3 separate regions of the Homo sapiens genome follow, and regions 2 and 3 are each linked to region 1. The links are chromatin contacts, found by Hi-C in ENCODE. All regions are on one chromosome and are shown on one strand. Each heading gives the region's core, a stretch centred on a gene start or an enhancer-like site at or near the end of the contact. The rest is flanking DNA. Distances are from core to core; before and after follow the strand shown. Region 1 holds the start of RHEB (Ras homolog, mTORC1 binding). Region 2 holds the start of XRCC2 (X-ray repair cross complementing 2). Region 3 holds the start of ACTR3C (actin related protein 3C).

Region 1 (3,675 bases), core at 1,085-3,584:
AACTGGAAAACTTTTTTTTTTTTTTTTTTGAGACAGAGTCTCACTGTTTTGCCCAGGCTGGAGTGCAGTGGCGCTATCTGAGTTCACTGCAACCTCGCCTTCCAGTTTCAAGCAATTCTCCTGCCTCAGCCTCCTGAGTAGCTAGGATTACAGGCATGTGCCACCACGCCTGGCTAATTTTTGTATTTTTAGTAAAGACGGGGTTTCACCATGTTGGCCAGGCTGGTCTGGAACTCCTGACCTCGTGATCCGCCTGCCTCGACCTCCCAAAGTGCTGGGATTACAGGTGTGAACCACCGCGCCCAGCCTGGAAAACTTTTTGAATGAATTTGTCCTTTACAACTGTGCTTCACATCTGGATTACCAATATTCTCAGGCTAGGGCAGTGCTTTCAAACTTTTTGAAGCAACCCACTGTAAGAAACTTTACAATGAGGCCGGGCACGGTGGCTCACGCCTGTAATCCCAGCACTTTGGGAGGCCGAGGCGGGCGGGTCATGAGGTCGAGAGGTCGAGACCATCCTGGCCAGTATGGTGAAACCCTATCTCTACTAAAAATACAAAAATTAGCCAGGCGTCGTGGCGGGCGCCTGTGGTCCCAGCTACTCGGGAGGCTGAGGCAGGAGAATGGCGCGAACCCGGAAGGCGGAGCTTGCAGTGAGCCGAGATTGCGCCACTGCACTCCAGCCTGGGCGACAGAGAGAGACTCCGTCTCAAAAAAAAAAAAGAAAGAAACTACAGTAAATCCCAACATGCAATAATACATATATAGCATATCTATAAACATATATATCTACACGTGCACTTACACAAACTTACCCTTACTCATTTTTTTAACTCACCACTGTACTAATGAGGACACATACTTACCCTTACTATGCATAACGCAGTTTTCTATTCTGTTCTATTTTTTTTAAAAAAAGGTAAAACTAAACTGATTTTATAATGCAAGGAATTTAGTAGCATCTGTTCAAAAACACCGTGGTGAGGGTATCCGAATCCACAGGATAAAAACGACACATTTTACAGGAGAGTGCATTTTAAGACCTTTATTTTAAAATACTTAAAATAACTATAGCGTAAACCTCAACATTTCATGGAAACATAGAACTTCCAGACATTGATCACTTCTGGCTGGCTGCCTGGGGCTTCCATCTGTAGATCCCCGAGGACAAGAATGCACACCCCAGCCCCTCATCGGAGTGCTTCCGTGGGAAAGCTGGAGGGAGTCGCTCTTGGGTTGGGTGTTCCAAGTCGACTCCAGTCACCTCTAAACCTTCCTACGCTGGAATACAAGGCCTGCCACTCAGCTTCCCCTGGCTTCATTCCTCCCCACCGATCACTGGCAAAGGGCGAAGGGCCATGCCCGGCCTCTGCAGGTCCCCACTGCCAAACAGCCTGGGCAGAATAGGGGCGGGTTCCCCGGCGCGGCGGAGTCTCTGCTAACTCGGCAAGTGCCAAGCCCTCCAGCAGCCACCACGCCGGGCCTGCCTGCAGGCTGGTCCCTCAACGGCACCTGCGTTCCCGGCCGGGCTTCCCTTCCCGCGCCCCTCTGCACTGCACCCCTGGGAAGGCTGTGCCCACACCACGGTCTCCGCCCGTCCACACCGCGGCCCGAGGCGTTCCTGGCACCCGGCTCGGGCCTGCCCGCCGCACCAGCCGCCCCGGTGCTGGCGGAGAACCGGCTTCCCGCCCCGGCGCTGTTCCAGGAGGTGCGCCGAGCTCCGCGCGAAGCGAAGCGGACACCAGAACTGACGAGGCTCGCCCTGTTTTTAATGAAATTCCTAACACTTTGAATTAACGCAGACTCCATGCTTCCCACAGTCCTTCGGCCGTCGGTGACGCTTAGTCACCACTACATCCTCAAACCCAGACACGAACGCTAACGCAGCTCAAGGAGAATTTTCAAAAAACCCCGAGGGAGGAGCCAGCCCACCCGCCCAGGCCACGCGCCTCGCGCCCTTCACGGGCTCAGCGGGCGCGAACCCGCCAACCGCTTAGCGTTTCGCCAATCACCGCACCTCCCACCTATTGCCCCGCCCTGCGCTCCGTTCTGGCCAATCACCAGGGAGCCACCGTTTGTCTCTCCGCCTCTCCCGCCCGCCCCTAACCGGTTGGAAGTTTGAAGCCTTCAAACCTAGCCGGCGCCCAACAGCGCGGTAGCAGCGAGGTGTATTTTTAGCTCCCGGGCGGGCAGCCCCGCCCCCCCCTCCCCGCCTCCTTGTTTCCCCCAATGGGAGATGGAGTTTCCGACACGTCATCGCGCGGCTGTGCAGGAGCTGTCCAATCGGCGCTCGGGGAGAATGGCGTAATTAAAAAGCGGCGGAAGAAGGTGGGAGGGTCATGACGCAGCGAGTTTCAGTCGTGACTTTTCTGGGGGCATCGCGGCGTCCCCTTTTTTTGCCTTTAAAGTAAAACGTCGCCCCGACGCACCCCCCGCGTATTTCGGGGGGCGGAGGCGGCGGGCCACGGCGCGAAGAGGGGCGGTGCTGACGCCGGCCGGTCACGTGGGCGTGTTGTGGGGGGGAGGGGCGCCGCCGCGCGGTCGGTTCCGGGCGGTTGGGAGCGCGCGAGCTAGCGAGCGAGAGGCAGCCGCGCCCGCCGCCGCCCCTGCTCTGTATGCCGCTCTCTCCCGGCGCGGCCGCCGCCGATCACAGCAGCAGGAGCCACCGCCGCCGCGGTTGATGTGGTTGGGCCGGGGCTGAGGAGGCCGCCAAGATGCCGCAGTCCAAGTCCCGGAAGATCGCGATCCTGGGCTACCGGTCTGTGGGTGAGTGGCCGGTGGCCGCGCGGCCTCCTCGCGCCGCCGGGGCCTCGCCTGGGAGCCGGGTCGCGGCCGGGCCTGCGAAGTTTGGAGCCGGCGCGGCCATGTGGCGGGGCGGGCGGGGGCCGCGCGTTTCGTAACCACCATTCTGAGCGGAGGTGGTGGCGGTCGGGGCGGCGTCCGCGCCGGTGGAGGAGCCGCGGTAGCTGGGCGCCCTCCGCGGGCCGGGCGGGCAGGTGGCGGCCGGGCGGAGGGCGTGGGAGGCGCGGGGCGGGGGCCGTCGGCCGCCGAGGAGTCCGGGTCTCGTCTGGGGAAGTGAGGCGGCGCCGGGGAGCCGCGCTAGAGGCTGCCGCGAGGGAGTCACACCTGCCTCCCCGCCTTCGCCGCGGGCGCGCGTGACCGGGGCTGGCGGTCTCCCCCACCCCGCCCCCGATGTAAGGAAAAGAAAGTCCGTGGGATTTTAACAAAGGAAGCAGCGCCTCGGCTTCATTCCATCTGTGGTGAAGTTTACCCTTGTAAAGAAAACTAGGGATTTAGAGGACGTTTGGGCACTGAACGCAAGTTTTCTGCATAGGAAACCTAGGCGATCCCCCAAAAGAGGTCCCTCTGGAGGCCCTCGAGATGCTGCTGGCGGCCTGGGTAGGAAGACAGAGAAAAAGGAATGTCTGATCTCTCGGTGCCCTATTTTTGTTCGGGAAGGAATAAGGTCAGGTACTTGCAACCAGGCTGTTGAAGTAATTCCAAAGTCTTTTTGTTTTCTTTTTCTTCCCCCAAAAGGTTGACATACATTTGAAACAGTTCCTAGCAGTCGCCTTATTGCTGAATAAGGTGGCTTAGGGTCGGGTTGGGGGGCGGACGGGGTGTTACAGAACGAGCGGTTTTCTGGCCTGTGTGAAACCAGAGCGATTGAAC
Region 2 (3,697 bases), core at 373-2,872, 1.2 Mb before region 1:
TCCTCTTGTTAATGATTCACAATTTGTTGTTATTGTTGTCATTTACTGTTCTCCACACCTTTCCACAAGGCCTGTGTGCTTTGAAAAAATATGTCTCTACTCCGGATAGAAGTGGGGCACACAGGGCCAGGCGCGGTGGCTCACGCCTGTAATCCCAGCACTTTGGGAGGCCGAGGCAGGCAGATCACAAGGTCAGGAGTTCGAGATCAGCCTGGCCAATATGGTGAAACCCCATCTCTACTAAAAATACAAAAATTAGCCTGGCGTGGTGGCACGTGCCTGTAGTCCCAGATACTTGGGAGGCTGAGGCAGAAGAATCACTTGAACCCGGGAGGCAGAGGTTGCAGTGAGCCGAGATGGTACCACTGCACTCCAGCCTGGGCGAGAGTGCAATGAGACTCCGTCTCCAAAAAAAAAAAAAAAAAGAAAAAAAGAAAAGTAAGTGGGGCACACGATTCAGGCCTAAGCTAACCAGACCAACCTCATTCCTGATGGTTGTTAATGTTTCAGATACGGGCCCGCAGCCCTACGTAGAGAAGAGGCCAAGGTAGAAAACATGAATCTGAGGTAAAAAGAAATGAGGTACTTGTTTGCCTCATCAAGCCTCTCAATTAAACTAACCTTGAAGCCTGTCTTACCTTTGGACTTCTAGTGATGTCACCCGGTAAAGCCCATTTGTTTCAGGACGTAAGAGTTGGGTTTTCTGTGACTTGGAACCAAAACCATTCCAATTTACAAAATGAGCAACTTTAATATTACCCATGAGAAATACTTCATTGGTATATGCTCTTTCCTAGCGTTTTTGAAAACTAAACTAGGTGGGTGAAAAGTATATCTTTGCATGAAACTTTTTCATTCCAGAAAACATTTTGTCATCTTGATAATAATGGCCAATGCTACTATATCCAAATTTTTGTCTTTTTTTTTTTTTGAGACAGAGTCTCGCTCTGCCGCTCAGGTGTGATGGCGCGATCTCGGCTCACTGCAACCTCTGCCTCCCTGGTTCAAGCGATTCTCCTGCCTCAGCCTCCCTGAGTAGCTGGGATTACAGGCATGCGCCACCACACCTGGCTAATTTTTGTATTTTTACTGTAGACGGGGTTTCACCATTTTGGCCAGGCTGGTCTCGAACTCCCGACTTCCAGTGATCCTCCTGCCTACCTCAAAAAGCAACTTGATAAATCCACAGGCTCGGTATATTTTAAAAATTCTTTTAAATACAGTATACTTTTCTCTTTTTTTCCAGAATTAACCATGAATCGCACACACAGCCAGAGGCTTTTAACCCGAGAACGGACAAAGGGGCCTGCTTGTGCAATACAATTATTTTTAATGGTTAAACAAATTAATACATAAGACCAGCTTTACCTAATATAATAATAACGAACCAAAGTTTACAACAGACAAGAAAAGCACCAGCTGTCCCCGCCACCCCGGAGCGATCTCCAAGGGGACGCGGGAGAGCGCCGCGGGGGACGCGGAAGTCTGACGTCACAGGAACTGGGGGCGGGGCGGGGAGGCCCGCACACCCTATTGCGCATGCTCCCGCCTCCCCGGCCGCGGCCTGGCGCAGTGCGCACGCGCGCGGGTGGGCGGGTTTGACTGGCCGTAGAGTCTGCGCAGTTGGTGAATGGCGTTGGTGGCGGGAAAGTTGAGTCTCTCCTGCGCCGAGCCTTCGGGGCGATGTGTAGTGCCTTCCATAGGGCTGAGTCTGGGACCGAGGTGAGAGCCGCCGGGTTGGGAGTGAGGGAGATGGGAACAAGGCCGCCGGTGGGCGAGGGGAGCCGAGGGAACCCGGGGGATTGGGAGGCTTGGGGCGGCGCGGCCTGGCCGGGCTGGGACCGGCCTCTCGGCCTAGACGCCCGCGATGCTGGCACCCTCTGCCACCTCTCACCTGGGCCCCAGGGGTCCGCCCCTGGGCAGCCTGGAGTCCTCCGAGGTGGGAGGACCGGGCGGAGGTGGAGGAAGTCTTTCTTTGGAAGACTTGCTGCCTGCCCAGATCGATATAACATACGAGGTCTCTCCTCCCAAGAGTTATGGTCTAAAAACCCCTCACAAATTAACTACCGTTGGAAATGTCAAGCTATGCAAGAAAAGCTAGAAAAGGGGAGGGGTCGCCCGTTGGAGCATTTGGAGCTTTTCTGGAACAGGTGGTGTTTGCGGAGGTTGCCTCACCTCCCTGTAGCCCACGTGTCTCTGCTTAGGGCAGCTGGCCCTCGCCACCCCCTAGTATTCGTTTCCAGCCCAGGTAGCTCCAGAGCCACACAAGCCGGTGGATGCCCCTCAAGAATTGAACCAAGTGTCCAGCACTTACTGTGTGTCAACTACGTGTTAAGGGATAGGAGTAAGCAACAAAAGACATAACTTCTGCCATTAAAGAACTAGTAAGGGAGGCTGCTGTAAGAATTACAGTATTGCACAAAAGTTTGTTGTCCATTAGAGGGGCGGGCATCATGGAAGATGCAGGAGGAGATGACTGAAGTTTCAAGGACCATTTGAAATGGTTTGGCAAGGAGAGGATGACATTCAGAGCGGAGACAGTCGGGAGTACATGGATTCTGAATTAAGCAAGAGCATGGCTAATTTAGATAACTGCAAGTATTTCTGTAAAATTGGAACAAAGGGAGTGAGGGACAATAGGTTGGGAAGTAAGCGCTGAGCAGTGGGCAGGGTATGAAGGATCTTTTATGCAGATGAGAGAGGAAGCAATCTCAAAAGAGTCAGCAAACATTTTTGTGGAGGGCCATGTGGTAAATATTTAGGCTTTGCAGGCCATGCCGTTTCTGTCACAGCCACTCAACTCTGCTGTTCTAATGGGAAGGCAGTCATAGATAAATAAAGGCACATGGCAGCGTTCCAATAAAGCTTTGTTTTTTGGATTTAGCCTGCTGGCCATAGTTTGATAATCCCTGTTCCTAAAGAGTAGAACCACTGCTTAGTATAAGAACGGCTACAGTTATAAACCATAGATATATATATATTTAAAAATATATTTATATATAATATATATTTAAAAATATATTTATATATAATATATATTTAAAAATATATTATATAAATATATATTTAAAAATATATTTATAATATAGATTATATAGAAAGTATATAATACATATAAACATATTTTTTATATATAAATATATATTTTTTTGAGATGAACTCTCGCTCTGTTGCCCAGGCTGGAGTGCAATGGTGCCATCTCAGCTCACTGCAACTTCCGCCTCCCGGGTTCAAGCGATTGTCCTGCCTCAGCCTCCCAAGTAGCTGGGATTACAGGCACACGCCACCACACCCAGCTAACTTTTGTATTTTTAGTAGAGACAGGGTTTCGCCGTGTTGGCGAGGCTAGTTTCGAACTCCTGACCTCAGGTGATCCGCCTCAGCCTCCCAGAGTGCTGGGATTACAGGTGTGAGCCACTGCGCCCGGCCAAAACCTTATATTTAAATGATTATTTGAAACCCAGGTTAAGGTCCGATGATTTTTGCAATCAGAACAAGCCTTGTATCCAAAAAATGAGAGTCTAGCACAGTTAAGTCATGGAACAAAGAATTTAACATCATATCCTTTGCCTGCCTTGTCTGTGTGGCAATCCTAAGCCTAGCTCATACTACTCTGGAGTGGAGTGGGGTGGAATGGTGAATAGGAAGCTAGGCAATTGGCGCTGCTCTATTTTCCTTTTTATTAACAAAACCAGTT
Region 3 (4,020 bases), core at 584-3,083, 1.2 Mb after region 1:
TTTTGGGCTGCACGCCTGCCCATAGTCGATCATGTGGGCAGCAGTCAGGAAAGCGCCCTAGCCAGGCCACATGGGAAGCAGGCACATCCCTGGGAGGCAAAAGGGAAAGCGGGCCAGGCCGGGGTGACGGCAGGGCGGGGTGATGGCACAATGCATGGAGGAGACTGTGGGGAGAGCTGTTCAGGAGGTGGCCCATGCCTAAGCCTCAAGTGGAAGAGGAGGAATGATGGAGAGCGCCTCCACAGTGAGCCTCTTTCCTCATACAGGTCCATGTGGGCTATTTTGGGGCAAATCTTCAGGCAAGTTTCTAGAGAAACTGAAGGAAAACACCAGAGGGGGCTGCCCAGGTAATGCTGACAATACAGGGAGGTGAGAGGATGAGCAGATCTCAAAGGTGACTGAGAGGCAGAGGGGAGAGACAAGGAAAAACCAAAGTAAAGTGAAGTTAGGGAAACCAAGAAAAGACTTTCCAAAAGCAGTGGTCAGCGGGGTCAAAGGTCCCTTCAGTGGGCGGTACAGCAGGAAGTGGGGGAGAAGCAGGAACCGGGAATGCTGGAGGTGGGGATGGGAGGGAAAAGGCTTGGCTCTGTCCCTAAACAGAGAGAAGGTGACCTGGGAAGAGCGGGGAGGCTAACTACACAGGGAAGAGAAGCTTCCTGGAGAAAGGGATCCAGGGCACAGGCGGTGGAAGGGATTGGCCTCAAGAGACCAGGAAGAACTCTCATTTTTCCTGACAGAGAAAGTAGGATGGGTCTGGTAGCAGGCAAGTCCTGGAGTGCTGTGCAGAAGGGAAGTGAGGCAGCTTATGCCTGAGAGCCAGGCATGTTGATTGCTCACGGGGAGCCGTACATCTGTAAAGGCAGCCAGCGGCTGGCTGAGTGATCTGGCTTAGCCTGGGCTGGGAAGCACCTCCGCACACTGGCTCAAGAAATTAGACCTATTCTTCTCGCTGCTCTCACCAAGCCTTTTCCCAAGTGCGTGCCCAGAAGGAAAGCGGCCACTCTTCTACTTCTCTTGTGCCTGCAAGAGAAGTAGAACCCCACCCTGGGCATTCCATGATTATGCCAGGCCTTTCTCACTCCGCCCAGTCCCTCTCCAGCCCCTCTGCTCTCAACTCCAGCACTGCAGGGGGACAGAGTGTCTACTCCACCCCCACCAGGCAGGGGATTTTAAGCACCTGCTGGGCCCTCAAGTCTCATCTTCCTCCACAACATCTGTGAGAAGATTGAAAGGTGGTGAGAGAAAGGGATAGGAGGAGATGAACGTGTGAAAGGAAAAGAGGAGAGCAAGCCATTGCATGTTTTGGGGTTTTGTCCCACACGCAAATTTGACTACTTATAAAGTCTAAGCAAGATGTTTTAAATAATAATCATGCATCATTAGGTTTCATACTGTGCAAAAAAAATGACACAAAGTGAGATCTGTTACAAACGACACGGCAGCACTCTGCTACTTTCTGGAAGCTTAGGGCTAACAATGGAGTCAGAGCATGGCATCCAGAGCCCGTCTCTGAGCACGGCCGTGATCCTGCTCCAGCACACGCCTCGGTTTCCTCGTCTACATTACGGGAATAGTAACAGCACCCGCCTCATGAGATTGTTAGTGTTAAACGAGTTAATTAATACCACAGTATTTCAGGGCAGTTCTCGGCACAGAGGGAGAGATGGGTAAGGGCTGGCTGTTCCGGAAGATTCTGGCCTCTCCCAGTGTGTTTCGGCGCGAGGGCACCGCTGGCCCAGCAGGTGGCCCCCCGGGGCCGGCACGGGCCCCGACAGCCGCCCCCTTCCCTGAACCTCGGCGGCCCAGTCCCCGCTTACCTGAGGGGTGGAGCCGGCAGCCTGCGGAGCCACTGGCCAAGCTGGGAAGTCCGGCGCAACTCCGCACCGCAGAGCCGGCGCCTCCTCGGCAGGTAAGAGCCGCAGCCCCGCCGCCCGCCGCCTGGCGGCCCCTGACCCCTGGGCCGCGTGCCCACCACCCAACTTGTTGGCCAGCGTGCTTCTCCCAGCGCCGCAGGCCTGAGCTCCCGGAACGCGCCCAGGGGGCCTGGCCAAAGGCCGTAGTGGGCGCTCTGGATTCCGGGATGCGCCAGGGGTTACTTCCGGAAGCGCAGCCTGCGGGGGTCTTCGCGCGCACCCCCCGCCTCGCAGTTGGTACGTTCCTCCTACCTGCGGTGCCTGAGTGCGCAGGCGTGGGCAGCGAGGCGGTGCGGCCGGAAGCGAAGGGGCCGTGAGGTCAACAGTCGGTAATCGTTTATCGGTGCGGCCTTAGAGAAAGGACCTCCAAGCCCTTGTTCAATACATGTTGGGTGGTGGTCACAGGTGCCAGTCTCCGGACGGATGGCGGCCTAGATTTCCTCCCGGACTCGGTGGCACCCAAGGCCCCCTGCACGCCGGCGCTGTGCGTGCCAGGCTGACCGCCCGAGTGCGACCCGGACCTCGTCCGCACGTGCAGATGGAAGGGGCCACAAAGACGATAAGGATCCAGGTCTCCCGCGTGGAAGGCTCATCTATCGGTCGGTTCAGGAAATCCACCCAGGGTGTCTCCTGGTGTTATCAGAAAGGGGTCCCGATCCAGGCCCTAAGAGAGGGTTCTTGGATCTCATGCAAGAAAGAATTCAGGGCAAGCCCATAGAGTAAAGTGAAAACAAGTTTATTAAGAAAGCAAAGAAGTAAAAGGATGGCTACTCCATAGGCAGAGCAGCTCCAGGGCTACTGGTTACCCATTTTTTGGTTATTTCTTGATTATATGCTAAACAAGGGTTGAATTATTCATGAGTTTCAGAGAAAGGGGTGGGCAGTTCCCGGAACTGAGGCTTCCTCCCCTTTTTAGACCATATAGAGTATTTCATGATGGTGTCATGGCGTCTGTAAACTGTCATGGTGCTTGCTGGTGGGAGTGTCTTTTAGCATGCTAATGCATTATAATTAGTGCATAATGAGCAGTGAGGACCACCAGAGGTCCCTCCCATTGCCATATTGGTTTTGGTGGCGTTTAGCCAGCTTCTTTACTGCAACCTGTTTTATCAGCAAGGTCTGTATGACCTGTATCTTGTGCCAACCTTCTGTCTCATCCTGTGACTTAGAATGCCTAACCTCCTATGAATGCAGCCTCATTTTACCCAGCCCTTATTCAAGATGGAGTAATTCTGGCTTAAACACCTCTGACACTGGGGCAAATGCCTGCTGCCTGATGACTCCCACAAGTCCTTAACACCTAACCCAGAGAACATCTGGGCCTGCATCCACTCTGGTGCTCTGCCACTCCTGCAGCTACAAATTGTGTGGGAGCCGAAGAAGTCATGTTCCCTGGACGAGCACAAAATGCCTGTTTGTCCCATGTTGGTTCCACATGTGCACCAAAGTGAACAACTTTTGTCTCCCTGGCTACCTTGAACTTCTTTCCACCTCCTCAGTTGGACATATTCAAGGGGCTGGCCCGGGGGCAGGCTTCCCTAGTCTTCCCAGGGGCAACCTCAGCTTTTCCCATATCTTTCAGATGACCCTTCTCCTGCCCCAAGCAAATTAATGCCAAGCCAGTCTAGTTCTCCAGCTTGGGCTACAGCTGGGACCCCTGCCCAAGAATAGTGATTTTTATCTTTACACTTTATCCAAGTTTTTTATTTTTATTTTTATTTTTTTGAGATGGAGTCTCACTCTCTTGCCCAGGCTGGAGTGCAGTGGTGTGATCTCAGCTCACTGCAACCTCCACCTCCTGAGTTCAAGCGATTCTCCTGCCTCAGTCTCCCAAGTAGCTAAGACTACAGGCGTGAACCACCACACCTGGCTAATTTTTGTATTTTTAGTAGAGACGGGGTTTCGCCATATTGGCCAGGGTGGTCTCAAACTCCTGACTTCAAGTGATCTGCCCGCCTTGGCCTCCCAAAGTGCTGGGATTGCAGGTGTGTGCCACCCTGCCCAGCCATATGCAAGTTATTTTTAATTTCAGTTGATCTCCATGCCTCGGAGATGGAAGTATTAGTTTCTCCATTATATGGATCAGAAAATTGAGACTCACACAGCA

The links. A loop is a pair of places that touch in the nucleus more often than their neighbours do. Pooled maps may share reads with other maps.
Region 2: a loop to region 1 is called in a map of naive thymus-derived CD4-positive, alpha-beta T cell, with 8 times the contacts of the local background. The contact joins the promoter of XRCC2 here to the promoter of RHEB in region 1. A Hi-C loop is called at or near these places in 1 of 168 maps with a recorded cell type or tissue (naive thymus-derived CD4-positive, alpha-beta T cell), 2 of 37 single-sample maps with no recorded cell type and 13 of 50 pooled maps.
Region 3: a loop to region 1 is called in a pooled map, with 11 times the contacts of the local background. The contact joins the promoter of ACTR3C here to the promoter of RHEB in region 1. A Hi-C loop is called at or near these places in 2 of 37 single-sample maps with no recorded cell type and 6 of 50 pooled maps.

Annotation. Positions count from the first base shown.
Region 1 is chr7:151,518,554-151,522,228 of GRCh38, reverse strand. It overlaps RHEB (Ras homolog, mTORC1 binding), which reads left to right and starts at 2,334. Exons shown (of 8, transcript NM_005614.4): 1 at 2,334-2,769. The coding sequence starts at 2,718. RefSeq lists silencers at 1,884-1,933, 1,974-2,323, 2,494-2,653, 2,824-2,943, 2,654-3,083 and 1 more.
Region 2 is chr7:152,674,066-152,677,762 of GRCh38, reverse strand. XRCC2 (X-ray repair cross complementing 2) reads left to right here and starts at 1,622. Exons shown (of 3, transcript NM_005431.2): 1 at 1,622-1,722. The coding sequence starts at 1,684. RefSeq lists silencers at 1,376-1,845, 2,146-2,235 and an enhancer at 1,301-2,145.
Region 3 is chr7:150,321,358-150,325,377 of GRCh38, reverse strand. It overlaps ACTR3C (actin related protein 3C), which reads left to right and starts at 1,833. Exons shown (of 8, transcript NM_001164458.2): 1 at 1,833-1,909. LRRC61 (leucine rich repeat containing 61) reads right to left here and starts at 2,023. Exons shown (of 3, transcript NM_001142928.2): 1 at 1,818-2,023. RefSeq lists enhancers at 1,194-1,263, 2,584-2,643, 2,694-2,803 and a silencer at 1,654-1,973.